Regions from separate parts of the Mus musculus genome. Here region 2 is linked to region 1. The links are chromatin loops, found by intact Hi-C in ENCODE. Cell type or tissue: gastrocnemius. All regions are shown on one strand. Each heading gives the region's core, and the rest is flanking DNA. Links, peaks and the distances in the headings are about the cores only.

Region 1 (12,162 bases), core at 1-8,000:
ATAAGAATACAGTAGAGTTCATGGCGAGCACTGCAGTAGAGTTAGAGGGAGAGTAGAACAGCAAAGAGGGAGAGGCAGTTTTACAGAGACAGATTTGAGAGAGAACAAGCTAGACACAGATAAAAGCAGAATGAGCCTGGAAGCTCCTAGGATCTGTACAGTCTTATTCTAGGTCTAGAATGTTTTTAACCTCTGAGTCTTACTGTTGAGTAAAGTCACCTTTTCTAGTTCTTTCTGGCTAGCTGATTCAACTGAGCTGTTCTGGCTCAAAACTCCACTCCAAGGTGATTGATTCAATCTGGCCCAACAATCAGTTTCCTGAGAGGAACACCAATCCAGAGAAACTGGAAACTGGGTTTGTGCCTGGTCCTTCACTCTGCCTTTTGTATTTACAGCTCTTGGGCTGTTGTATCCTTTATATTATCTGGTAAATATAAATAAATGAGTTTCTGAGCTCCATAGGTCCTTCCAGCAAGCCATGAACCCTGAGCATGGGTGACGAGAACCCACAACTTATATCCAGTCAGGTGGAAATGCAGAAGACGTGGAGTTTGTCACTGACTTCTGAAATAGGGGACGGTCTCAGGGATGCCCCTTAATCTCTGGGGTCAGGATCAACGGTAAGAGCTGAATCCTTGAACATCCAGTTGCTACACATGGTGACTCAAAAAAACTAATTGTCGGGCTGGAGAGATGATGGATGGCTTAGTGGTTAAGAACATGGACTGCTCTTCCAGAGGTCCTGAGTTCAGTTCCCAGCAACCACATGGTGGCTCAGAACCATCTGTAATAGGATTTGACACATGGCTTCTGGTGTGTCAAAAGACAGGACATTGTACTCATATACATACAATAAATAAATAAATCTTTTTTAAAAATTGATTGTTGGTCAGTGTTGCAGGAAACTGTGAAATAGGCAACTCACCAGGGTATCTGACCACCACACCCCTCTGCCAGGCTGCTGGATGTTCTGCACCTGTCAAACAGGGTCACTGGTGGGCAGGAAGGAGATGCAGGACATTGAGGGAAAGCCTGCAGGAGCTCACATTTGCATATAGAAGGAAAACACTCAGGTTTGGCAGTGTGGTCAAGTGGTATGAGGTGCTGGATTAAGGTTGTAGCCTCTTAAAGGATGTGGGTTTAAATCACACCACTACCAAGGATTTCCCTCATTAACAATGCTCCAGAGATTCTTCATCTAATACACAGTTAAAACTGTTTGAATGGCAAGATAAGGTAGCACAGGCCTCTGTCCCCAGTACCTACACAGCAAGTGGAACATTGTAAGTTTGATTCCAGCCTGAGCTACATAGTGAGTTCCAAGACAGCCAGGACTACATAAAGAAACTCTGTTTCAAAGCTATATAGAAACATTATTTTAGCCGGGCAGTGGTGGTGCGCGCCTTTAATCCCAGCACTTGGGAGGAAGAGGCAGGAGGATTTCTGAGTTTGAGGCCAGCCTGGTCTACAGAGTGGGTTCCAGGACAGCCAGGGCTACACAGAGAAACCCTGTCTCAAAACAAACAAACAAAAGAAATATTATTTTATATACATTATAATATGCACTTAATTATACATATACATATATATTATATATAATGGATGAATTAGTCCTGGAACCTTTAGCTCACTAGTGCCTGGTAGAAATCAGAAAGGTGACCACGAAGAGCACCTGTGGTGCCTGACAGCCCATATAGCACTCAGCCCTGAGCAATCTGGATCCCATGTCCCTGTGGTTTCAGGGTGGCCCTCTGTTTGCAGCAGTTTATTCCCATGCTTTGGAATTCGGCTCCTTCTGAAAGTCACCCACCCCCTCCTGGCCTCGACATCCTTCTCCCAGTTCCAAAGTTAGCACTTTAGGAACTGACTACAAAAGGAAGCACACAGAAGGGTACTGTCATACAGAATCTACAGTTTAGCAGAGTTCTCTAAGGGTTTGCAAACATGAATTCATAGTCCACAATTAAAAAGTCCTCTCTGGGTAGGCTTTGACTGACATTCTAGGAGTACTCTAGTACTTCTAGTTCTCAGAGTAAAGACACTAGAAAAAAATTAATAATAATCATATTCTAATATATCATATATTATAATAGTAATATGGATTATGTACTAGATGAGAAGTTGATTCCTAAATAGTTCCCATCAATTACTGCTGAAATGAACTATTTCACCCACAAATTTATGATTGGGAAGAGTGGTAGTTTAGAGGAGAAAGACCCCCATAAGCTCATATGTGAGTGAATACTTCATCCCCGGTTGGTGGACCTGTTTGGGAAGGGTTAGGAGATGGGGCTTCTTGGAGGAGGGTGTCACTGGAGATGGGCTCTCTCTCCTCTCCCTCCTCCCTCCTTCCTCTCCTCCCCCCACCCCTTGTGCTGTGGCTGGAGATATTAGCTCTCAGCTACTGCTCTAGCTCTATGCTTGCTGCCATTAGAACCACGGATTCTAGCCCTCTGGAACTATGACCCCCAAATTAAATGCTTTCTTTTATAAGATACTTTACTCATAGTGTCTTGCCTCAGCGATAGAAAAGCAATTAAGGCAGGAAATGTTACCATAAAAGCATTTTAGAGTTGTGTAACAGGGAGTGGAATCTTAGGAGCTGAGGGCGCACTGACAATGTGGAAAAACCTTGGCAGAGGTAGGATTTTTTTTTTCCCAGATACAATCCTAAATCCAACGAATTAGATGGCTTGGACACTACCACACAGGAGTATTTCCTTGAAGGACCTCTGGGTGTCGTCGCTCCCCCTATCCCTATTTGACAAATGCTGGAGACACCAATGACCTCTGTTCCTTAGTCACCCAGGAAAGGGGAGGGAGGCACGCAGACACCCCACTGATCTGTAGGTCCGTGATCTGCAAAATAAAAGCCCTGCATCCCTCCACAGCCCACCTCACTGCAGAGTTCAAGTCCCATCTATTCACCGAGAGGTCATACAGCGGAATTCCCACCAGGGAAAAAGCCAAAGACAGCTCACTTTGAAATGCCAGGATTCCAATGCTGTAAAAGTACAGTTGCTGTTATGACCTAACTGTATTAGTAAAGTTCTGCCCGCCCCCCGCAACCCCCGCGTTCCTTAGGGGGTCAAGAGCGTGTCCAGTGAATTTTTACTCCTGAACCAGAAAGATTCGACTCAGTTAAAAGAGTCTAAGTCTCTCAGTCAAGCGAAAAGGTCCATTTCTAACAGGAAAAAAAAAAGTCAGCAAGTTCCTTCAAGTTCAGCTTCCACTGGTATCTCTGCTTTGTCTTCAAGTGGCCTTCTATAGGAGTGGACTGGCTAAGTAGCATCATACACCCTGCACCCTTCTCAGCACTTAGAAGGTATTGTTTCCCAGGAAAATTAGGATAACGACTAAGAAAAAAAGGATTCCCAGGAAAACCAAAGCAATTACCAACTACTTTTGCCCTGTCCATTAATCTGAATCCATGTGTTTTCGCATGTCGAGTGACTCTGAGCTCTCTACCTGACTATCCAACTCTCTTCTCTCGGTGTTTTGTTCCTATCCACAGTGATCTCTCCACAATGTATGCTTCTAACAGCAAGTCACTAGACGTCAACGTTAGCCTTCGGGGCCCGACCTGGAGCAAGAGCGCCGCCTTCTGGTGGTATTTGCTTTACTGCTGTATCAGCAGCTCCTTGTCTCTTAGGAACATCAGTCCAGGAACTGATTTTTCTCTCTAGTGTTTGCTTTTTGGTTGTTTGTTTTTTGCTTGTTGAAGGTCTGTGAAGTAGAACTCAAGTAGAAAAACGAATAAAGAATTTCAGAGAGTAAGTGAGCATCAAGGATCCATTAGCGCGGTGACTACGTATTTATTTTTGCCTGGTCACTTTGGAAGAAGCAATGCTACCGCCCGGAACCCCTTTCTCCTAACCCTAGCCAGTCAGGATAGCCTCAGGTACCTCGAATTGAACAGAAATGGCAAATGATTACAGAATGCAGTTACGAGTATGCTACTGGACGTTTATAACTAAGTTCTAACTCCGAGTGTCCAGACAACAAACTACAATTAACAGCCTGTCTCACAGGTCAGAGAGGATTTGTGAAGGGCAGAGAGAGGACATTTAACCTAGGTAGCCACAGTGGAAAACCGGAAAACCGGTTCGATGACTCCACGTCTACCATCAAAGGGCAAGGAGGAACTTTGGAAATATATTCTGTAGTATGCACTATATGTGTGAAAGGAGGGTTTGGCGTGTGCACAACTGCCAGAACGGCTCAGACCCGCGCTCTCGCCGTTCTCTGTTCTCCTTCTGCAAGGGATATGCAGACATTATCACCGCTGTCACTTGAGGGGAGCAATCTGATCCCTTTAAATGGTCAGGGCTCCGCGGTATAGCCTCAGAGTCAAGGATGGATCTCTCCTTTAGGGATTTATGTCATAATGGGGCGACCTTCTCCGTCAGGTTCTCTGATGCTTGCAATTAATTCTCATTCTTTGACTTAAAATGTCTTAGAATCCTAGTTAAATACGACGCACTGAGAATTCAATGTTCCCTCTCTTTAGAAAAAACTATTTAAAGCATTTTAAACAGTTCTCTTGTGCCAGAGGACCCTAGAAATTTTGAGCCCTTCAGCTTTTTACCAATCAACACATTTAAGGGACTCCTGCTCCAGTCACCAGGAAACTTCCAGCCGGTGGGAAGCACCGCGAGGTCCCACTTGTCTCCTTTACAATTTATCTTTACAACACCCTGTGCAAACCTAGCCAGCTTCTCAAGAAAATGGTCTGCGAATTTCCCCCCTCTCCGAGTCACCCTTATAGCATGAGTTTTTAAATCTACAAGTTCGGAGAGAGATGGGGAGGAGGAAGGAAAATAACGGGAAAGGGGTGGGTCAATGGCCCAACAATGAAAAACACTTGTTGCTATTTTAGAGGGTCCCGGCTCACCCCTACAAGGCAGCTCAGGACCGCCTCTAACTCTGCGGGCACGTCGTGCATGTATACACTCAGCCATAAACACTAAAAATAAATTCAATACGATTTATTTGTTTATATTTTAATATATGACTGTTCTGCCTGCGTGTATGGCAGTGTGCTGCGGGGGTGTCTGGTGACCATGAGGAAAGAGGAAAGCGCTAGATCCCCTGGAAATGGAGTAACCAGCTGTTAGAAATATCCAGTGGATTCTGGCAACAGAACCTAACTCCTTTAGCAAGAGCATTTGAGCATTCGGAAAATAAAAGGCTCGGTCTTCACAGGATCAAATAATTAGTAAAATTTTGAAAATAATGAAATTACATAAGCTGGTAATTTGCAATTGGACTAGCATAAGTAAATTGGATACAAAGCTGAAGCTCACTTATGAAACCGGTAATTTTACTGTACAATGTTCCGACCCAAAAGTTTGAGTGAGGTTTGGAAAAACAAAAACTGCACTTCCCTGACCGGGAATCGAACCCGGGCCGCGGCGGTGAGAGCGCCGAATCCTAACCACTAGACCACCAGGGAAACTGCCAGTTGTCCTCTTGCAAGAGCTAAGACTTTAATTGGCCAAACAACTATCTGATGTGTTAATGATGGATTCATTCAGTTAACCAACCACAAATTCCAGCAAATCAAATTCAGAAGACGTGAAAGAGTACGATAGAGTTGGTGCTCCCCTGCTTATATGTAGGAATTGACCCAGAATACATTCTAGAAAATGTATGTTTACATGTTGCTATTATTAAAAATTAACAAGATCATTAAGGTAATTTTTGAGACAATGTCTCAGCCCTAAGATGCAACTCTACGAAGATAAGGCTAGCCCTGAATTTAGAGAGAACCGCCTGCCTCCGCCTCTCGAATACTAGGTTTAACGGCGCTAAGGAAGGAAAGTTTTAGAGAGTGATTTAAATTGTCTCCTTGCTTTTCTCTTTATGATACAAGAAGCTGTTTGAACATCACATCTTAGATTGCCTAAGTAACGCTGTTAAGCGTGAAGTTCTTTGGTCACGCCCAGCCTGGACCTACGTGAGAAAGTCTTTAGAACTCAGCGTGAGAGCATGCTGGGCGTGGCCGAAATAGCTCAGTTGGGAGAGCGTTAGACTGAAGATCTAAAGGTCCCTGGTTCGATCCCGGGTTTCGGCAACCGCGTGCATTCCTTTTTTTTCCTTGCTGGTTTTTTATTGGTTTTGTTTTCTTTAATAAAATTACTTCTAAATTTACTGTCTTCCTTCAGGCTTTCAGCTGTTCCGCATCTTTTTTCTCCAACTCATATGTTTCTCAGAACTTACCTCTTCTTTATTCCCATGAAGATATCTCAAAAGCTTTTAAATCAAGCTAGCCCAGGTTCTCTTGTCTTACAGATCAGATCAGACTCAGCTACGGGCTATACCATTCAGTCCAACTGATCACAACCATCAACTTCCCAGTTTCCACATGTTGTGACACTTTCTTGGCCCTGTTTAATTTTCTTGTGATGCAAGCTAATTGACAACTGTTCCTTAAGCAGAGACTCAACTCTCCCGCCACTTTTTTTCCCCCTGTATTGTATGGTGACTCTATTTCATCACTTCACTACTATAACTTGAGATAGTTGCTACTCTGAGCCTGTACTTTGATTTTTACTTAATTTCTCTGCTTTTAAATAATTTCACATATATTTTCAAAGATAATAAAAAGGTCCCATTTCTGTTGCCTAACTGCTTCCTGTAACAATACCTTATAAAACACAGTCCAGTGTCACAGTCCTGACTGCCCTTTCACAAATACAGAAGAACGCTAAACAATAAAATGAGAATATAAATGAACTCAAAAAACAAAACAAAACAAAAAAAAGAATATAAAAACACAAGAAAACTGCTTAAGCAGAAATGGTTCATAATTCCTTTAAAATACTAGACTCTGCTGTTAAAGACTAAAACTCACAACCAAAAAGACAAAAATAAGACTTGTGTCTGGTTGTGTTGACAGTAGCATTCAGGTAGGAGAGGCAGGGAGGATCTTTATGAATTCAAGGCCAGCCCAGTCTACATAGAGAATTCCAGGCCAACCAGGGCTATAAAGTAAGACTCTGTCTTAAAAATAAAACAGGTCATAATTATAACTCTCCTGTCTGTTTTGTGGTACAGCAGGATATTCTACTCCTCCTGTGGCTGTTTCTAAGATTGTTTCTGTGAATCACCTATATTTAGGACTTTTTTTTTTTAACATAATGGCAAACTGCATTCAGACTAAGGTAAAACTTATGATTGTATTTTCTTTGCATTTTTGTTTTGTTAATAACTGGTGATGGAAATCAGAACCCCACAGCAAGTGGGACCTGCCCTAAACACTAAGCTGATGTTCAGCCCGATTTCAACTCTTACATAGCCTGTAGCACTCAGGTCCCCAACCTCGCTTGGGTGGGTAAGCCAGCTAGTAACAGCACAAACATTTGGGCACGTGCAGTAGTTTGACGCTACTTGGCAGATATATGCTCCTTGGAGATGTGCCCTTGTTGGAATTGTATCACTGGGGCTGGGCTCTGGAGTGCCAAATGCTCGAGCTGGGCTCAGAGTCTTCATTCATTTCCTGTTGTCTGATCAGGATGTAAGAGTCTCAGCTACCTCACCAGCACCAAGTCTGTCTGTATGCAGCCCTGCTTTCCCACCATTACCAGGATCATAATGGACTAAACCTCTGAGGCAGTCCAATTAAGTGCTTTCTTTTATGGCAATTACAGTGGTCATAGTGTCTCTTCACAGCAATAGAACCCTGACCAAAACCAAAAAACAACAAAAAAAAAACCACAACAACAACAAAACATCATGAATACTCAGAATTTTGCCTATGGCAAGCATAAATGACATGGGCAGGGCAGCAGGAAAGACGAACAACTGAAAACAGTATGATGGAAAGTGCCATGCTTAGACCATTACTTTGTTTGCTAGTGTAAACAGCCAATCTAAAAAATAAACAACTCCAAAATTTCTCTTTCTTTTTCTTAGCATATGAATTTTTGTCACGATTATTAAATAGGATATCCCTAAATAAAATTTATGAAGCCATAGCTCAGAATTTAGTTCCTCCCAACAGACCAAATCAGAGCAGAGTCTCTTGCTCTATTAAGTAATCAAACAGAACTTTGAAACAACCCAGATAAACAAGTGTAAAACACAAGCAGCCGCCAGCCACCAGTCAAAAGGGGCGCAGTCTACCTGAGCCAGTATAATAAGAAGAGCCCTGCTTTAATCATAGGGGAAGGAAACATGAAATGATCGATTCTTTTTTCTTGTTGCTAATTTCTACTTTATTGATCCTTTTGCACGTCTAAAGCCTCCTCCTAAGTCCCCGTACTGGAACCCCTTTCAGTTTGATGGATGGCGTACTGCCTAACTAATAAAAAAATCACATTGATCTTTAAGCCTTATTAAAAATGTAAGTATAGAACTTATTCAAGTCCTTCCCCCAGTGTTAATCCTTCAACCTTCCCAAGTTACAGAAGCATATTCCTCCTGTATTACAGTTTGGAAATGCGGTTTAGACCAGACCAACCTTCTGACATCTTTGCTGTGACCCGGAACCACAAAAACCATCTTGTCAATACACACCTGGTGCTGTTATCTCCCAACTTTCCCGAGCAAAGGAACAAACCATTAAGCGTTCATTTATACTTTGATGACTCTGAAACATGATCCTAACCCTGAGAAAAAATAGAAAGTCCTGCTATCTTAAGTAAGCAAGTCACACCCTGTGCAGTGACATAGGCTATGAGGATATCAAAAGTGTAAGCAATACAAGAAGGGCAAAGTGTCACAGGTTTAATTCTGGTATCCAAGAAGCAGAGGCAGGCAGATCTCCATGGGTTTGGGACTAGCTGGTCTGCAGAGTGAGTTTCAGGCCAGCCAAGGATGATGTCTTAGTTAAGGTTTTACTGCTGTGAACAGACACCATGACCAAGGTAATTTTTATTAGGACAACATTTAATTGGGGCTGGCTTACAGACTCAGAGTTTCAGTCCATTATCATCAAGGAGGGGGCATGACAGCATCCAGGCAGGCATGGTGCAGGCTGAGCTGAGAGTTCTACATCTTCATCTGAAGGCTGCTAGCAGAATAGTCACTTCCAGGTAGATAGGATGAGGGTCTTAAAGCCTACAATTACAGTGACACACCTACTCCAATAAGACCACACCTACTCCAACAGGGCCACACCTTCTAATAGTGCCACTCCCTGGGTCAAGCATATACAAACCACAACAAATACAAGGTGAAACTGTGTCTCAACACCGACTCACCCTCCCCCCAGCCCTCCCCCAACAAAACCAAACCAAACCAAACCAAACAAACAGTCTAAGGAATATTTTCTCACTTTCTATAGTAAGTTTAGAGACTGAATAGAATTTGCTAATTTTTCTATTTGTACTGTCTGTTAAATATGATCAATTATCAATAACCATTTGTCACGTTTCCTATACTGAATGGTACCGTTATCGTCACTGAGGCCAAATAGCTGACACAAGCCCCTTGTGGGAAGGAGAGTTTACTGTGGCTCCCAGTCTGTGGGTGCTGTTCCTTGTGCAGGGAGTCACAGCAGGGAGAGTGTGAAGGCACTGGTCTCACTGAGTCCACAGTGAGCACACAAATGACAGCTCTGGGCTTTTTCCTTTTTATTCCATCCAGCTGTCTACACCCAGGGTAGGTCTTCCTCCCTCAGTTAAATATCTCTGGAAACTCCAGACAGACATACCATAGGCAAGCCATCTTAGGGGATTCTGAACCCGGTCAAGCTGACAAAAGAAATTAACCAGTACATAAGGTTTCACTAAGTGTTTGTACTAATCAAGATTGTTTCCAAGGTCATTTTCCAAATGACAGTACTTAAGAGCTAAAGGAAACATTTTATTTTCCTGTGGCTCTGATTTGATGCATGACTTGATAAGGAGATTGAGGTCCAAATAAGATCTGCACTGGGGCTAGCCCATGGCATTAAAATGTTCTCTCTCCCCCTCTCTCCCTCTCTCTCCCTCTCTCTCTTTCTCTCTCTCTTTCTCTGAGATTACAATTTCTTAAACTCAGGAGCTATGTCTAGGCTATTTTGTGTTTGTTTGTTTGTTTGTTTCCTGACAATTTGGCAAGGCTAGAGTTTTCTGGAGAGTTCCCAACAGCTTGCCTATAGACAAATCTATAGCCATTGTCTTGATTAATTAGTAATTGGCATGGGAGGACCCAACCATTATAGGTGGTACCACCCCTGAGCAGGTGATCCTGGGGTGTATTAGAAAGCTGCTGAGTAAGTCCTAGGGAACAAGCCAGTAAGCAACACTCCTGCATGGCTTCTGCTTCACTGCCTGCAGGTTTCCCCCTTTCGTTCCTGCCCTGACTTTCCTAGATGATGAGCTACAACTTGAATGTGAAATAAGTCGTTTCCTGCCTAAGCCTCTTTTATAGTGTTCTATTACAACAACTGAAACCAAGGTAAGACAAGCCCTAAGACAGCATCTGTTCATCTATAATGCACAGTGCTACTTTCAACTGAGCAATGATGCTGCTTGGGAATGTTTTATTGTCTGCTTTTTACTGTCTGACTCATTCTGGACTTGCGAGTTTTAGTTTTTCCTTGTGGTAGCTATTCTTCCTGTGGAGGCTACTCTTGGTTGTCAACTTGAATAAAATTAGATTAACTAAAATCCAAGCATCTAGGTACCCCTAGGAGAGATTTTTAATCTTAATCATTTGAAGTGAGAAGACCTACTTCTGGATCTTTTGAGATGGGAAGATAATGCCTTTAGAGGTGGGAAGATACACCTTTGATCTGGGCCTCGCCTTCTGCTGGAAGTATATATAAATGACGTGGAAGAAGGAAGCTTGCTCTCTTATTGCTGCTTGCTCTCGCTAGCCAGTCCATCCCTTCACTGGCATTAAAGCCTACTTCTTCAGGATTCCAGCATATACTAAAGACCAACAGAGACATCCAATCTTATGGACTAAACAACTACTGGATTCTTGGACTTTCCATTGGTGAACAGCATTGTCAAACTAGCTGGACCACAGCCTGTAAGCCACTCTAATAAATCCTTCATTCTATCTATTTTGTTCCTCTAGGAAACCTTGACTAGTACGCTCCCTATATGCTTCCACATCTAAATTCTTCATTCTGTGAAGAGCAGTTAGCTCTGTTTTGATAATCTATTCCCTAATCCAGTTGTGTGTCCTTCTGTCTGTTGTTAAAATAGGATAATCAGAGTTTTCCTGTGTTGTCTGGGTGGTGATGCTGGCATTTGGATGCTAATCTTTCTCATCTTCATTATCTGAACTCTTGAAAAATACCGTTGTGTTATTCATAGACTCAAAAAACAAAAAACAAAAAAAAACAAAAAAACAAACAAACAAAAACAAAAACAACCTCAGAATCTTGATACAAATTAGCACTGTCCACATTACTTGATACAAACTAGCAGTTACTCTACATTACAGGGTAACCACTCAGGGCTATACAAACTGGACTACACACACTAACATTGGGCACTGAAGATCCATGACTGGGTCACTTGGAACATTGTAATGCTTATGACACTTAGAACACTTTATAAATGGAAAGTCGGGGTTCTCAGCAACAGCAGAGACAGAGACAATAAAACCACTTTGCTTTCCGGGGGGGTGGGGAAAGTATTTTAAATGGTTTCTGTGTTTTCTCCAACTTCTGCACTTTACGCGGAAAACCAAACACTCAATGAACGATTCCCAGATCCGAGGGAGACACTAAGAACGAGAGAAATCCTAGTGTGAAACCAGTTCAACCCCCACGCAAATCTGGGTAGCTCCAGTTTTCACTCTTTCCTGTTCTCACACTAACAGATTCCCGGGAGTTTATATAAAGAACAATTTATTCGTTAAGTTTTGAGCTCTCTTGTGCCCCTTTTGGACTCCTGGAACGAAGGGTAGTAAGATGATTGCGTGCAGTGTGTTGAAAAGTCTATGGGACTTAGGAAGACGACCTTGCATATTTGATGTGCAGCGAAAAGGGTGAGAAGATGGAATGACTGGCTGAGGAAATGCTTTTGTTAAGACCGCAACCCCTCGCATATATGTCCTGAGGGGGAGCAGAAGGATCAAAATATCAAAATGACTTTTTTTTTTTTAATCTAGTTGAGGTTTGGGGAGCTGTTGAATCTTCCAGATATTTTCAGGGCGGGGGGACGGTGAAGGAGAGTTTTTAGAATTTGGGCCAACGTAGGCAAAACACAATGTGTA
Region 2 (16,169 bases), core at 4,288-12,287, 250 kb after region 1:
GTTATTTTTAAAGAGGAAGCAAAAGGAAGGTGGACTATCATAGATTACAAGGGACAGCAATTCTATACGTACTATGTAGTTTAAATATAGTATGCTCTAACTGTAAAAAGATACTTTTGGGTCAATCAGGAAAGCATGAATGCAATATTAAGGAATTACTATCAATTCTGTTCATGATAGTATGTCTAAATTAAAGCTCCTACTTTATAGCACATTGCTGTACCTGCAGATGAAGGGATCTGTTGTCTTGGCCTCTAGTTAGCTGTAAAAAGAATGAAAGAAAGACAGGGGAAGGAGAGCAGGAAAAGGAAGGAAAAGGGAGGCTGGTAAGGACGGATGGGGGAAAGGCAGGAAAAGCATGACTGAAGAGGACTATAAGATTTATGGCTGAATGGTGGGCCTACTACTGCAGGTGAGATGGAGTTTCTCTCTGATTCACATTCAAATCTTTACTAATGTCATTTTAAATAGTAAACAAAACCTTATCTTCTTTCTTTCCTGAGTACAGGCCAAAGCATTTTGTTGGGATCAAGGAAGAAGAGTAGAGCTGAGGCTAGAAAAATGAACACTGATACATTCTTAATAACGGCTTCACACACTCACGTTTTGTCAGCTTGCCTATCTGGAGTCTCACCAGCTGGGCAGAGTACAAAGGTACAGGATCAGAAGACTGTTTACCAACACAGGCGTTTGCCAAATAAGTAAACCAAAGACAAGGGTTTTGTTTTTGTTTTTGTTTTTTGTTAAGTTACAAATAGAGAAAAGAATGCTTCAGGGATCCCTGTATACCCTCAGGAGGTTAAAGATCCAATTCCTTAAGAAAAAGAAGGAAGATGAAAGGACTTTCAAAGACCACAAGAGGCATCAACTCAATGACCATGGCAAACTGTGTATGGTCAATATTAGCTTTAAAAACCTGCAAAAAGAACAAAGGGTGTTAGTGGGAACTCAGGATCAGATCGACTTATCTCTAATCTATCGCCAATCTACCTATCATCACTTCTAACTATCAGCCGTCCGTGTGGTTCTCACACTGGAGAGGAATCTCGCTGAGGGTCAGAAAGCTGGCAGGTCGGCAGCAATGTCTGCTTACAACAGGGTCCTAATCCTTCGCGGTTAGACGCTCCTCCTGTTTCTCAAGCTCCTCCTCCCACCAAAAAAAAAAAAAAAAAAAAAAAAAGGCATCCCCAGGATTTTAAACCTCTGTGAGCCTGACCATTACAAGACACTACACAAACCACTTTTACTCTTTGCTGTGGGATAGGCTCTTTTCCAGAATGTTCTATTTTCCCTCCTAAAATACAGAAATCATTCATTATAAAGAGAACTGATAAATAGTACTAACATTCAAAAGACAACAGCCAGTACCAAGGCTGATCGATGAAGAGAAAGTGCTGTCCTAGTTAGGAAAAGCAACAGGAATAATAACAGCTATCTTTACACTGTGCAGATTACCCCGTGCCTGGTACTATTTTAAGCACCTTTGCACAAATGAAGCCATTTATTCCTCACAACAATCCAGTAAGTTAGGCGACATCATTATCCCCTAAAATAGCAAAACACAGAAAGGTTAAGGGACTGGGGGGAGAAGTCACAAAGGAGCTGAGGCCAGATTCGACCAAGCAACCCGATTCCAAAGTTCTGGCTCTCTTCCAGTACCCCAGAATAAAGACCTTGGAACTGACCTTGTCTCCAGGAAAAGCAAAACTGTGACGTCTCCCATTTTCAAAGCTTAAGTACAAGACCCGAGAATCCCATCGCCAAACGCCCTGAGACTGACCAGACACCCGGAACCGGCCTGAGGCGAGGCGCCCGAGGCCCTGTCGGGCGCTCGGCCCAAGTGGCCACCGAGTTTATCTTCTCGGCGCCACTAGGCCGCGGAGGAAGATGTTTTGTCCCACCCCCAACCCCCACAAGCAGCCGACCCCTGCGGGAGGACGGTAACAGGACGGGACCCAAACCCACCCGCGAACGCAGCACCTCGTAGCACCCCGCAGTCACAAAAGTGTCGAAAGTCCGACCCCGGGGGGCGGGGCACAGAGCACTTCCGGCTTCTCTAGGCACCAGCGACACTCTATGATCCCCCCCTTCTCCCTCCTCTTAGTGGTTGCTTCGTAAAAAGACTTTTAAAAAGAAATTCTTTTAGCTGAAGTAGCAATGCAACATTTTCTCTCCTCCCTTTACTTCCTCCAGTTTTTTCCGTCCTCTTGGTTGCCTCGTAAAAAGACTTTTAAAAAGAAAAAAATTTTAACTGAAGTAGAATTACATCACTTTCCTTCCTCCCCCTAGTCTTTTCTCCTACCCTCTCACTCTCAAGCTGATAGCCTCTTTTCTTTGTTATTGCTACATTCATGTGTGTTTGTGTATATGTATATATGTTGTATATATGTATGTGCATGAACAAGTATATATCTATATCTATACAGATATAGAGATATCTGTATCTATATATGTACATATTCCACTGGCTAAGTTTTTGTTTTTATATGTTATTTGTGTGCATATGATTTCAAGGTTTCAAGACTGCATTGGACAGCTAATAAGAGGGCTCATCTTAGGGAGAGACTAATTCTCCATTTCCCAGCAGTCAATAGTTGCCAGTAGTTCTTTGGTTTGGGGTGGCACCCTGTGAAATTTTACCCCCTTCCATTGATATTGATATTGTCTATTGATACTGCAATTGTTTCAGTCTTGTGTATGCAGCCATTTCTTGGAGGCTGTTTCACAGCTGACATCCTAGATTTCTTACAATTTTTTTTTTGCCTCCTCTTCCTCCATGTCCTCTGAGCCATAGATGCAGGAGACATGATGTGGATGTATCTGTTGGGGTTGGGACCACCATGATCTGTCAGTCTTTGTTCTGTATCCAATTGGGTTTTTAGTGATGGTCTCTATTCTTTATAAAGAAAAGCATCTTGGATCACAGGTGGTAGCTACATTATCCAGGAAAGATGACTCTAGCACCAAGAGACTTTCAAAATTTGTTTTTTCCAAGGACAACTAAGGGAAGATAGCAAAAGAATGAGCTCCTATATAGCCTTCCTGAAATCTCTGTGATGTCAAGAAAAAGGAAAATTATATGTTCTCTATCGTCATAAAGAAGCCCTAGGGAAATGCATAAGAAAATGTTTGTTTAGAAACTGCATGAAAAGGGAAAATAAAAGTGAGAGGAAATTAAACTATTAATTATAAATATATAACAGTATTTTTGTTTTTGTTTTTGTTTTTGTTTTCCGAGACAGGGTTTCTCTGTGTAGCTCTGGATGTCCTGGAACTCACTCTGTACACCAGGCTGGCCTCAAACTCAGAAATCTGCCTGCCTCTGCTTCCAGAGTGCTGGGATTAAAGTCATGCGCCACCACGCCCGGCAACATATAACAGTTTTCAGGACCATTCTGAATGCCCTTTATAGAAAAAGCCAAGATAATTTAATCTTCAACTTATAATTAGCAAATTTAGCAAAGCTACTAAAATTTCAAAATTGATATTGATAGTTACATTTTTATAACAAACACAAATAAGAAAACATCACCTTAAAAGATAATCATTACAGTAGCAAGAAAATATAAAAGAGACCTCAACAGAAACAGAAAGGCTTTATTTATTAAGGATAGATAGTTGAAAGCCAGAGAAATTGGCTCATTCCTATGATCCCAGCATGTGGGAAGCTGAGGAGGAAGAGCCACTTCAAGTTACAGCTCCAAGTTCCAGGCCAGCTTGGAGTTCTGGATTACAGGGTGAGAGCCATCCTCACAAAACAAAACAGCCCCACTCATGGTCATGCAAGTAAACACAATTAAACCCAGTGGTTCACACACACAAAGAGACATCATGTTGTGGTGATCCCAGCCACAGAATTATTCTCATTGCTACTTCATAGCTGTAACTTAGATGTTATGAATCATAATATAAATATGTGATATGTAGTATATCTGATATGTGAACTTGGTGAAAGAGGTCCCAAAGAGGTCATGACCCACAGGTTGAAAGCACTACTATAGACAGCATTGCTTCTATTTTTGTGTCATAAGTACGCGTGGTCTTATTTATCTATATGAAATCTAGGAACTACAAATGAAAGCATGCAATATTTGTCTTTCTGAATGTGAATTCATTTGCTTAGTACGATTATCACCAATTATATTCATCTCCTATAACTTTTGATATAACTTTTTCTTTACAGCTGAAAAATTCTATCTATCTATCTATCTATCTATCTATCACATTTTAAACCTATTTCTCTGTTGAATGGATGGCTAGTTTAGTCTAAGAACTTAGCTATTGTGAATAGTGATGTAATAAACATTGATATGTAATTATCACTGTGTTATGTTTACCTGGAGTCATTTGGATAATGTTCAGCAGTGGTATAACTGGATCATATGGTCCAGTTAATAAAGATTTTCTCTCATTCTAGGCTGTCTTTCTCCTCAATTATTTCCTTTGCTATACAGACACATTTTAATTTCTTCCTTTCCTCCTTTAAAAAAAAAAAGATTACACACACACACACACACACACACACACCACCACCACCACCACCACCACCACCACCACTGTCCTCAGACGAACCAGAAGAGGGCATCAGATCCTATTACACCATGTGATTGCAGAGACTTGAACTCAGGACCTCTGGAAAAGCAGTCAGTGTTCTTAATTTCTTTAGACAGCATTTGTTAGCAGTTGGCATGTATTTCCTGGAAGACTGGCGTCATCCTCACAGTCATCCTGCCTCTGAAGCTTTTCTCCTACTTTTCCTTCTAAGAGTTTCAGCGTTAAAGATCTTCCAATAAGGTCTGATTCATTTAGGGTTGGCTTTTGTACAGGATCAGAATAAGGATCTGCTTTCATTCTCTTCCATATGCAGTATTGAGATCACACACACATCACACTGAAAACAGTTCTTTAGGAAAAAATGATGAGCACCTGAATGGCAAAGCTCACTGGAAATTAGACTCCTTTTTTACTTTCACTGTATTTTTTTACATGTATGAGTATTTTGTCTGCATCAACGTCAATCCACCATGTGAACGTGTGGCACTGGAGAAAGCCAGAAAGGAATACTGGATCTCCTGGAACTGGAGTTACAGGTGGCTGTGAGCTGCTATGTAGGTGCTGAGAATCAAACCCAGGGCTTAGGCTAGAGTAGCAACCCTCTTAGCTCTTGAGTCATCTCTCCATTCCCTATTACTAGAAAAATTTAACCAATAAATACAGAGGCTTAAAATGTGGCTCAGCGGGTAGAGTTCATCCTTAATGTGTGCAGAGCCCTGATTGCAGTCCTCAGTTCCACAGAGTGTGGTGATATTGCTTGTAATCCCAGTACTTGGGAGATAATGCAGAAATTTAGGGTCATCTTAAATTGAGCTACATATTGAGTTTGAGGCCAGCCTAGGATATCAAAAAGAAATTCATAAAAATAAGTAGTACAAGGTCATACGGTCTAAGAAATAATGTGAAAATATTGTAGATGTATATCAGGTATTTACATAATTAAACTGTTACTTTTTAAATTTTTGCTTGTGATGCCTGAAAGGCTTTAAAATTTGTAACACATGTCATGATTTTTCCAGACTAAATATGCATTTGGTACTCTGTTTATAATTTTGATTTATTTTTCTTAGATATGGTTTCAAGAATAGTATTTTATTTTGTATTATAAAATGTATGAGAATGAGAGACTTGTGTTCATGACTATTATATACAGTCCAAGAGCAAACCTTTAGCACAAGACTGTATTAAACAGACTTTGAATAATTAATAAAATTTAAAAATCAACTAATAGCATAAACTTGTAATTTCCATATTTGGGAAGCAGAGGCAGGAGTATCAGGAGTTCAAGGCCATCTTGGGCTGAAAAGTGAGTTTGAGGTCAGACTGAACTAACTATATGACAGTCTGTTTCAAGGGCACAAAGACATCAGCGTTAGCTTCTGACTCGTGTTGTCTGCTCTCTTCTCTAGTTCTGTGGTTACTACCTTGATCCCCGCTTACACTGCTTTCATTAAGGACTTCATTGCAGTTTTTTACTGATCCCCCTGCTCCCATTCTTACTTCCTTATAGTCTGTTTTCCAAAAAGCTGCTACAATAACATTTCTGGGTGGGAATTTAATCATATTACCTAGATTCCTCTCTGGGGGATACAGGAAAAGTAAGTGTTGGTGCTCTTTGCTGCACATTCTACTTTCTAGTCAGTCAGAATTGCTCAGTTTTTTAGATGCATCAAGTATCTCAACACAATCTTGCTTAAACATTTGAAGTATTGTTAAAGCACTTTTAATACTGTTAAAGCACCATTAAAATAATGATAGGGCTTTATTATTACCACTTCTTTTAATATTTTCAATCATATTGAGAGCTGGGACTATTTAACTCATTTATTAATAGCTGTTTTACTTGGTCCTAGCTACCCTGAGCAAGGCCTGTTAGCCACAGCCCATTGGTCTGAGCTAATGTCAGATCTATCTGCCTTAAGCACTTCAAGAATGCCTTAAGGAAGCTACATGTCAACTGCAGCTGCTTGCTCAGAAGGCACTCTCCCAATCCCAACGTTTCTGTTTGTGCAAGAACGTTTTAAGTACCACATGCTTTGGTGAACTCTGGGATCCATTTCCACACAGGCCAGAGGGAAAATGCTTTGTCTGGTGACCCAACAAAAGAACTGTACTGTAATCGGAGCAAAACAGTTTTTGAATCAAAAACAGCCCTGATGGGTACAAACACCTTTGCGTCATTCTAGCTCTTAAGCAGGCTGTTCAGCTTACTGTTTCCGGTCAATCAGGCAATCCTAACATCCTCTCAAGCATCCCCGTGGGATTTTCTGTTTGCAGGGCCCTCTTTCTCTGCTGTCCATGTCGTAGGACCATAACGGAGGACTTTCGGGTGCCATTTCAGGATCCGGGATAGGAAATTAGCAAAAGCCGGCCGTAAGTACTACTCTTAGTCTCACCTTTGTGGCTTTAACCTTGATGGGGAATGAGTATCATCAAGTTTTAGTCAGAAACTAGTTAAAGAGTTAACATATCCGTATGCAGAGCTGAGCAGGAACCTGCTTTAGAGACATACAAAAGGAAGGCAGAAACGGCAGGCTTTTCCGTTGATTTAGTTTCCGTGTGGGTCCAGGTGGAGCCTACTTCTCAGCAAGGCAGTTGCTAACTCACCTGCCAGGCACACACAGGATTTTCTACTCTAGCCGAATCACAAGTTTTTGTTTTAACTCATTTCACACTGCAATTGCTTGCTCACATACTTGTCTTCTTCCACAGCTTCTTCCTAATGCTGAGACCCTTTAATAAAGTTCCTCATGCTGTGGTGACCCCCCTCCCCCAACCACAAAGTTATTTTGTCGATATTTCATCATTTTGCTACTGTGATGAATCATAATGTAAATATCTGATATGCAGGCTATCTGATAGGGTACCCCAGTGAAAAGGTCGTTGGCTCTCCAAAAGTGTTGCAGCCCACGGGTTGAGAATCCATATTCTATAGTATGAACCCACAAGAGAAATACAGGAGGCTCTAGGAGGGAAGGCAAAAACAAAACAAAAGCAATGCCCGAAGACGAACAAATTTACGTTTTCGCCGCCTCTCTTCTCTCTTTACACTGTCAATTTAGAGTCAAGGCTGGGAACAGATCTGACCTGAGGAGGAATACAGGCTGGGAACTAGCAGTCACTTCCAGTCCCACAGTTTTTGTTTTCGTGCCCCTACCAGCGCGCCCTACAAACTCAGCCTCCAATGGTGGGGTAGCGATTTGGGCCTAAGCTTGACAGCCTTGCGTCATCGAAGCTCAGTTATCTCATAATTCCCCGAGAAAAGCTGCTTTTAGAAAGAGGGAGGGAAGGAAGGCTTAATTTGGCTCCTGGCCTCAGGACCGATGACGCACTTCCTGTCTTTGACGGGGACAGCTGTTAGGGACCTGGGAAGTTGAGTCCAGCGGGCTTTGCCGACTCTCCGCTTTCCAGGAGATTTAAAGTCCTTATTTGGAAAAGGGGTGGGGGTGGGGGTGTCAATTGCGCCGGCGCGATCCAACCCTGATTCCGGGCTCCGAGTCTGGGTGAAATCTGGAGGATGCTGGATCTTCCTGGCTCAAACCCAGTCCTGAGACACCTGAGACAGTTATAGTCCTTGATGATTAATTGATTGTGCTGAGAGTGGAACCCAGGGCATCTTCTTAGAGTAGGCAAGCATTCTACCGCCAAACCGGATCTCCAGCCCTTATTTCTATTTTATGATGTTGGGTATTGAAACCAGGGACATGCTAAGCACCTTTCTAAACAGTGAGACCGTTCTACCAGTGAGCTAGACCTTTAGCCATACTATCACTCTTTTCTCATAAGCGGAAACACGGGCAGCATTTGTTTCATATAATTTTCTTTATTGTAAAATAAACTACAAGTATCATGACATGTCATCCCCCAGTATATTTTTAAAAGAATTATTAATTTTTATTTATGTGGTTGAGTGTTTTCATCTGTGCACTGTGTGCTGCCTGGTGCCCACGGAGGCCGGAAAGTGTAGGGTACCCTGAAACTAGTGTTACAGACGTTTTGTAAGCAGTCACATGGGTGCTGAGCATGGTGTCCTCTGCAAGTACCACTGAGCAAGCTCTCCAGACTTTAACGCATGTCTACGGACATTTCCCTACATTCATCATATCATTAGCAGACACAATTAGAAGCAAGAGCGTTCCCTAATACTATCTGATACCTAGTTTACATTCAAATTCCCTCTGTCAGATTTCTTTTACAATTAATTTATTCCAATTCGGATGCAATTGTAGGCCACTTGTATGTAGTTTTAAAATCTCCTTCACTTATAACTCTACCCCTCTCCCCATTCTTCCCATTCCATCAGCTTGTGGAAGAGCCATTGGCTTGTCTGTATATTATCATCTTAATAGATTTGCTTTGAGTCTTCCTTCAGGGTATTTAAGTTATTCCTCTATTTCCTTGTAATTGTGACCCAGTATACTTTGGGGATTGTGTTGCAACATAGGTGATTGACATTATTGTTTTTCCATTATTGCTAAGTACGCCAAAGCTAATGAGAAAATGTTCTTATACTTTTCTGGTTTTAGTTCACTCTGGGAAGACTATGGGAACACATCAAACTGCAGTTGTTTTGCTGCCTGACACACAGTGGGCACTTAGTAAATACTTATGAAATGGTTTCTTTGTGGATTACAGGTAATCCATAGCAACTGGATGTTAAATGTAGGAAGGATCTTTCTAGTTTTTACAGGAATAGACCTTGAAAACACCTTCTAAGCTACAACATTTCCTTGTGTGCATTAGAATTGTATCCAGGAGTCTTAAGCTAGTCCCAGTTCCAGAAACATCTATTGAATGAGGGCAGTGCATTTGTTTCTTCCTTCAGTTGTATCAGTTTTTCAAAACTGTATCTTTTAGTCGCTTTACTTAAGTGGAAGTCTTTCTGGATGAATTGCGATAGCTTAGGTTCTTAACTTTCTCTCAACTCTTTCCAACTCTTTCTGGCTTGCTTCCACTCTGGCTTTTGTTCTCATTGTTTCCACGCAGTAGCAGAACTTCTCAATACACAAATACAGTCTGGCACTTTCTTTTTTAAAGTCTTTAGAATTTCCCTGATCATTTATAAAATCCAAGCTCTCGTGTTTTTAATGTCTTCCCAGCCTACTGCTTTGTCACTTTCCTCTCCTCCCATGGTCAGAGACGTTCTAGTGTCCTTTCATTCCTTTGGCCTATGGCTTTGAGCAGGCTCCAGTGCTCTTCCTGTCCTCAACCCAATGTGCAGGTCACTTCTTTTGCACTTAAGAATTGAACTTAATTGATCCCCAAGCCCTCCTCCCCTACTGCAATTTTCAATGAAACAGAGTCTAAAATTTTTAGCTTTTTATTTCACTCTAATGAATCTTTATGCATTTGTGTGCACATACTCTGGTGCTCCTCTGGAGGCCAGACATTCAGGAATTGGCTATTTCTCAGTACTAATTCAGTTGTGAGGCATTGGTGGCATTTGCTGGCCTTCTTAGGAATCTTGTCAATGTCCTGTATCACACATTTTCTTATTTGTTCATACTTATGTTTCATAGCTAAGCCACCAGAACCCCTGCCTATTATTAGCAACATGATGTGTAACCTTGAGTGACTTCTCTTCATGTCATTTGTGTGGTCTGTGATATTGTATCCTCATTTGTCTTTTCTCACCAGGCAATCCCATTATTTTAAACTAATCCTACTGCACTGCATTTAGTACTTGCTTCTAATCCATAGTTTTCAATGTTTCAGGCCCAGTGAGGTTTTTTTTAAGCTCCCCTTTTGTCCTTTTTATAGCCTTCATTACCTTCAGCTACTATATATTGCCAGATATTTGAATCATTACACTTTGTGTTCTCACTCTCTCCTTGGAATACATATTTTATTCCAAATTTTAACAATAATCAGATATACAAGTATACAAACTACACAATCAAAAGTATACTCATTTTCCCCATTTGTTCACATCCTCACTCCTGTATTTCAGTTCTCTGTTGCTCTGACAGAATAGTGTAACATCACTGGGCCTTGGGCCACAGCTGGCCAGTGGTGGGCAGGGCATATATGTATGTTTGCTGTCAGTTGTAGAATGACCACATAATCCTACAGGTCTTAAGTTAGGCATACCCATATGTCTGTCAACATCTCCATTTTTAGCTGGTCTAGGATGGTCTCATCATTAGTGGGGTAACTTATCTCTTCTTGGGTCTCAGATCAAGAAGGGTATATTCCTGAGTATAACCTTATGTCAATTTGAGAGGGGGAAAAGTAAGCCAAACGCAGTTACACAAGTGCCTTTCAAGTCTCTGGTTTACCAATAACACATAAGCCAAGTTAAGTCATATAGTTGAGCTCAGAGTCACAACTCAAGGGTGGAAGGTATTACAAATACAAGACTATAGGGAAGGTTCTAGACTTAAGACTATTAATCTGCCCTTTACCATATGCTTTCCCAAACATATGCAAGTAATACCTACTTATACTTAAAAATTATTTTTATTTTCAGACTGGCTCTCACTACATAGCTCTGGCTAGCCTGGGACTCAATATGTAGATTAGGTTGGCCTCCAAGTCTCAGAGATCTAACTTCCTCTGCTTCCTAAATGAAGCCAGGATTAAAGGCTTGTGCCATTGCACCTGGCCACTTTTAATTAATATAAATTTTGTACATTGTTTCCATTCTCTGTATTTTATCACTACTTTTATTTACCATTGACATAGTATTATATTGTCAGGTTCATGCTCCATAGGAAGATTGAATCAAAGAGTCTTTAATCATATTTTTTCTTTCAATTCACTGCTGTGAACCCTCTAAATTAATCCCAGAATGGTTTCACCACAGGGACAGGATGTCCTTAAGAGTGTGAAGATTCAGGAAGGTCCTCTCCGGGACCAACAAAGCTATTTTCCAGTGAACAGCTTTTCTGGCCAAGAGGCTTCACGACATTTTAGGGATTCTTGTTACCAAGAGACTCCTGAACCTTGGAAAGCTCTGAGCCATTGTGGGAACTCTGCAGACCCACACACAGCAAGGAGCAGATCCTGGAGCTGCTGGTGCTGGGGCAGTTCCTGACCATCCTATCTTAGGAGTTGCAGGCCTGGCTCTAGCAGCAGCACCCAGACATCAGGAAGGAGGCGGTGGCTAGTCTTGAAGACCTTTGCAAGCCCAGAAAGGAGGTGAGATGAGGATTGGGGTTCTAGACACTTAATACTGAACGAAGAGCAGAGTTTGCTTGGCTTTGGTTACAAGCCTGCGTTCCCTGTTTCTGTGTAAACAATCACCCCCTGAATGTTAATAGCTTATAAAAACAAGTGTTTGGTGCTGGAGAGATGGCTCAGAGGTTAAGAGCACTGACTGCTCTTCCAGAAGTCCTGAGTTCAATTCCCAACAACCACATGGTGGATCACAACCATCTGTAATGGGATCCAATGCCCTCTTCTGTTATGTTTGAAGATAGCAACATAAATAATAAATAAATCTTAAAAAAACACAAGTGTTTGAGTTTGTGTGAATTGGTAATCTGGCTGCTGCTTACAAGAATGTCATGAGATTTTGAATGAAGATGTCAGTCAAGACTAGTATAGCCATCTGATAGTGTAAATAAGGGTGACAGATTCTTCTGGAACAGCCCCGTTGTGTGGTTGTTGATAACTTCAGGTTCTCTCTGTCCATCAGCAGGAAGTTTTAGTTCTTTGCCACACTGACTCATTCCTAGGTCTTCCACACAGAGAATGATCCACGATAACATTTCCATTTGAATGAATGAGTTTATTAAATACTTAGCAAGTAGAACCAAGGGAGCAAAACATTAAGCAGCAGATAACCAACAGAATTCCAAGACACACCACCTAGCAGAAATGGCTGGGCAATCATTGGTTAGCGTCTCTATCTTTTGTTTTTTTAAAATATTTATTATTGTCCATGTGTATTATGTGTGTGTTTTTGAATTAAGACATGCATATGTGTTTCGGGAAATATTAAAAAAGGAACCGTCGTGTTCCTGTGCTTGTGCCAGCAACTCTCTGCCCCGGGGTGGCCTGGCTAGTCATGCACTCTCAGGCAATGTCCAACCTGTTTTATCTCATGAAGACTCTCGGGCTCAGAGCTCCTGAAACGTCTCCACCCAGCTCGCTAAGTTCCCACTGGTGGGTTGTTACTACGCCAACCCCCACGGCCTATGTGGCACACCTCAGGTAAACCTATGCTTTGCTGCCATACCTTTTTCTCTTGAACCTGGATGAGCCACCTCCTGAAAGAAAATGCAACACAAACTTAGTTTAGAAAAGATGGTAACTCAATCATTGGGCATATCAACTAAATCACGATCTTGTAAGCCTTATTAATTCTAAATCCTCTGGTGGTGAATCCTGATGGATCTGCCACTGAAACCAGGAGACACTGGTAGCTACATCCTGTCTTCACAATATCCCTGTCCAAAAGGACCTAACTCTCTCCTGCTTCCACTCTTCCTCCAGCCAACCCAGAAGCCCCACCTACTTGTCCAGTGATTGGCTCCTTTATTCATTAGGGAATTGGTTCACAAGAAGTCACCTGAGTATGTGACTTACTCCTTGTCTGCAACCACTCCCAGGAGAGCTGTTTGTCAAAATACAAACAGCACCAGGCCCATCCACAACACACGTGCAATGGTATATGTGTGTGTATATAGGGCAATGTTTTGGGAGTCATTTCACACCTTCCATCTTGTTGAGCCATGATCACTCTTGTTGCTTCTATTTTTTGTGTACTCCATGCTAGTCGGCCTGTAAACTTCTGGACAATTCCATGCCCAGTTCCTATATACATCAGTGGGATCAAACCCAGGTTATCAAGCTTGCATGGCAAGTACCTTTACCCTCTGAGCCCTCTTGAAACTCACAGTTTATTCCCATTAAGAATCTGCCACAGTTCTCAGGACGACATAGGTGTCATCCAGAGCTCTCATTGTGCTGTCACTTGGGGTGTGAAGGGGGTGGCTTGGAGTTGCCCAGCTACCCAAGTTGTATTATTTTTTTAATCCCTTGGTTGGTTGGATTACTTGCCTCATTCACTAGCAGAGTCGTGGTAACTTGCTTATTGACAAGAGGAGCAGCTTTAATAATCCTGATCCAGATCCTTGCCTTTAAATTATCAGCCACCCCCACCCCACCCCGCCCCAGTAAACACTTCACCGGTTCCTTAACTTGTTTGCACAGTTTTTAAGGCGTACCATAGGTGACTAGGTGAGGGCCGTGAGTTACCAGTCAGGTCTTTGCTCCTTGCACCCCTCCCCCACCACTCCCACCTCACAGCCTCTTTCAAAATGAACTTTTCTTGCAGATACCATGCCCTTCCTTTTCCTGTGTCTGTAACACATGTTTCTCAGCAACGTGACTACAAATACATCATCTCTGATATTTTTTGTAAGGGCCAAAGTTATGTTTTGTAGATCACGGTATGATGTGGTGGAAGGGGGTGCCTCAGCAGGACCATGTTGAGTCATCCTTCTACCCCGGGGTACCAGACATAAGACGGGTGTAGTATAGGGTAGAGATTATTCAGGGGCATGGGAAGGGAGGTTGAGAAGGGAGTAGAGATAAAAAAAGAGAGGGGGACAGAGAAGGAGAGAGCGAGAGCAAGTGAGCGAGAGAGCAAGAAAGAGGAGGAGAGAGGAGGCATGGCAACACTTGGGGGGGGGGGTTTCAGGGACAGGGAAGGCGAGAGAGGGAGAAAGGGCTCAGAGAGGGAAAAGAGGCAGAGATAGCAGAGCTAAGAGAGGCCAAACAGTCTCTTTTATCGCAAGCCAGGCCTACCTGACTGTTGCTAGGTAACTATCCGGGACAGCCTAGTAGGAATGCTGACATGTTGACAATCTCCTTTTCTAGTTGAACTTTTTACTGTTTTATTCAATTTTGTTCCTCAATAGTTTCCCATCTGGCTGGAAAGGTCATATTATTTCTCCCTGTAGCCATTTGCAAAGCCCGAGCTACAGGGTGTAGCTTAAAATCTTTGAGCTTGTTGGATCATTGACTGCTCACGGAAAAAACAGCCGAGCCACCATGCAAAAGGGGAGGTATTTCCAGCTTGTGATTTCCTCAGCTAAACTGGACTGTTTCCTGCTTAGAAACAGTAATGGCATTTTGAAGATTCTGACAACTTTTCCAATTATTTTCAGCATGGCGAATGATCCAGCATGGCTATGCTTTTGGTTTCAAAATGAGAGCGAGATTATTAAACATAAGCACGCAGAAGAGAAGAAAACCACAAGCAGATGACTAGAACATGAGAGCAGAACAGAGCAGATAAGAAAAGACTGAGATGTGCAGTCACACGTGGCTGGTTGGAGCCTCTGGTCAACAAATAAGGTCACAGGCAGAATTTCTTCCTGCAGTGAGACTTCCCACTACTGGCATCTAAAAAAAATCACATATATTTGTTTCTTAAATTTTTATTTTAGATTTATTTTATGTGCACACGTGTTTTGCCTGCACTTATGTGTACCATGTGTATGCCAATTGTCCACAGAGGTCAGAAAGGGGTTCCATCCCCTGGAACTGTAGTTATGTGGTTATGTGTTACCACATTTGTGCGAGAAACCAAACCAGGCTCCCAAGGACATGGTAGCTTAACTCTTAAGCAATTTGTTGTCTTTTCCTCTTGCCTCAGGGACAGGGATGAGGCAGCCTATCCTTCCCCAGACAAGAGGTCTTGAAGGATACTTCTAGACAAACATGCTTGGGCCTGAAGTGGAGGAGCCAAGCCCTCCTTCAGAACCAGCTTTTTTTTTTTTTTTTTTTTTTTTTTTTTTTTTTTTTTTTGAGCTCAAACAGCATATAGCAATTTACTAAGGTAAATTATATGTAATAAGGTATATTGCAATGGGATCGCTTGTTATCATGGCATGTCAGCTAGTTTTCTCCAGTGGAGACAAAGCAAGAGGGAAAAGCTACAAAGCTTTTAAAAATTACTGTCATACAGAAGCTACGTGTCATACCTTCTGTCATATTTCGGTAGAAATGAGCCACGAGCACTCAAAGACAGGGAAATTAGACTCCCCCAATGCTCGACCCCTTCCTGTTCTTTCTGGTGCCGAGGACTGAACCTTAGCCTTGTAGAAGCTAAGCAAGTGAATGTCAGCTGCACTATATCTGCATCCCGTTTTATCTGAAGACAGTCTCACTACATTCTCCAGGTCGCTTTGAATCTGAGTTCTTACTCAGCCTTTATGTAATATATTTCAGGCCTGTACCACCGATCTCCACTAGATTTCACTGTTTAAAGGGAAATGTAGCTAATAACTTGACCTATTTAAAATCACCACAACCTGTTGGCTCATTTTTGTTCTCTCTTTCCTGTTCTTGGTGGGATATAGGACTTTGGTCCTTATTTTTTTTTTCCTTTTTCAAAAAAAAATATGGCTGCATATAATCCCTAGCATCAATCATTAACTCAGGCTCTGCTGGATCTCTTATAAACCCACGGGCTCTAGATCAGAAGTGTGGGCATTCTAACACGCCCTCAGAAGATGTGGTGCCCTTGAAGGCCAAGCAGAAGTCAGCAGTCAACCGGTCCAAGGTGACACAGCTCAAACATGAATCCTTTGGCATCCCCCAATTGCAAGAACAAGATAAGCATTGTACGTGTCCATTCAACTAAATTCTGGTGGCTTTCA

Evidence for each region. Hi-C counts contacts between places; a loop is a spot of excess contacts. Peaks named below come from ENCODE experiments on the same cell type or tissue, not always from the same donor. Only the 100,000 strongest peaks of a DNase experiment are listed, where the experiment ranks them.
Region 2: a loop joins it to region 1, with 6 times the contacts of the local background. A loop is called at or near these places in 3 of 42 quality-filtered maps.

What each region holds. Positions count from the first base shown.
Region 1 is chr13:21,155,402-21,167,563 of GRCm38, forward strand. It overlaps n-TEctc11 (a tRNA gene), which reads right to left and starts at 5,455; the gene lies at 5,384-5,455. n-TFgaa4 (a tRNA gene) reads left to right here and starts at 6,004; the gene lies at 6,004-6,076. It overlaps Gm32298 (a long non-coding RNA gene), which reads left to right and starts at 10,936. Exons shown (of 3, transcript XR_382107.1): 1 at 10,936-10,965. In gastrocnemius, for the core only: a CTCF peak has its summit at 3,612 (motif pointing left); DNase peaks (open chromatin) are centred at 2,877, 3,595, 4,248, 4,859 and 3 more places; H3K4me3 peaks cover 3,558 bases; H3K27ac peaks cover 1,985 bases.
Region 2 is chr13:21,400,707-21,416,875 of GRCm38, forward strand. Zkscan3 (zinc finger with KRAB and SCAN domains 3) reads right to left here and starts at 2,049. Exons shown (of 6, transcript NM_001145778.2): 1 at 1,966-2,049. In gastrocnemius, for the core only: no CTCF peak of the experiment used is centred there; a DNase peak (open chromatin) is centred at 7,935; H3K4me3 peaks cover 2,121 bases; H3K27ac peaks cover 2,145 bases.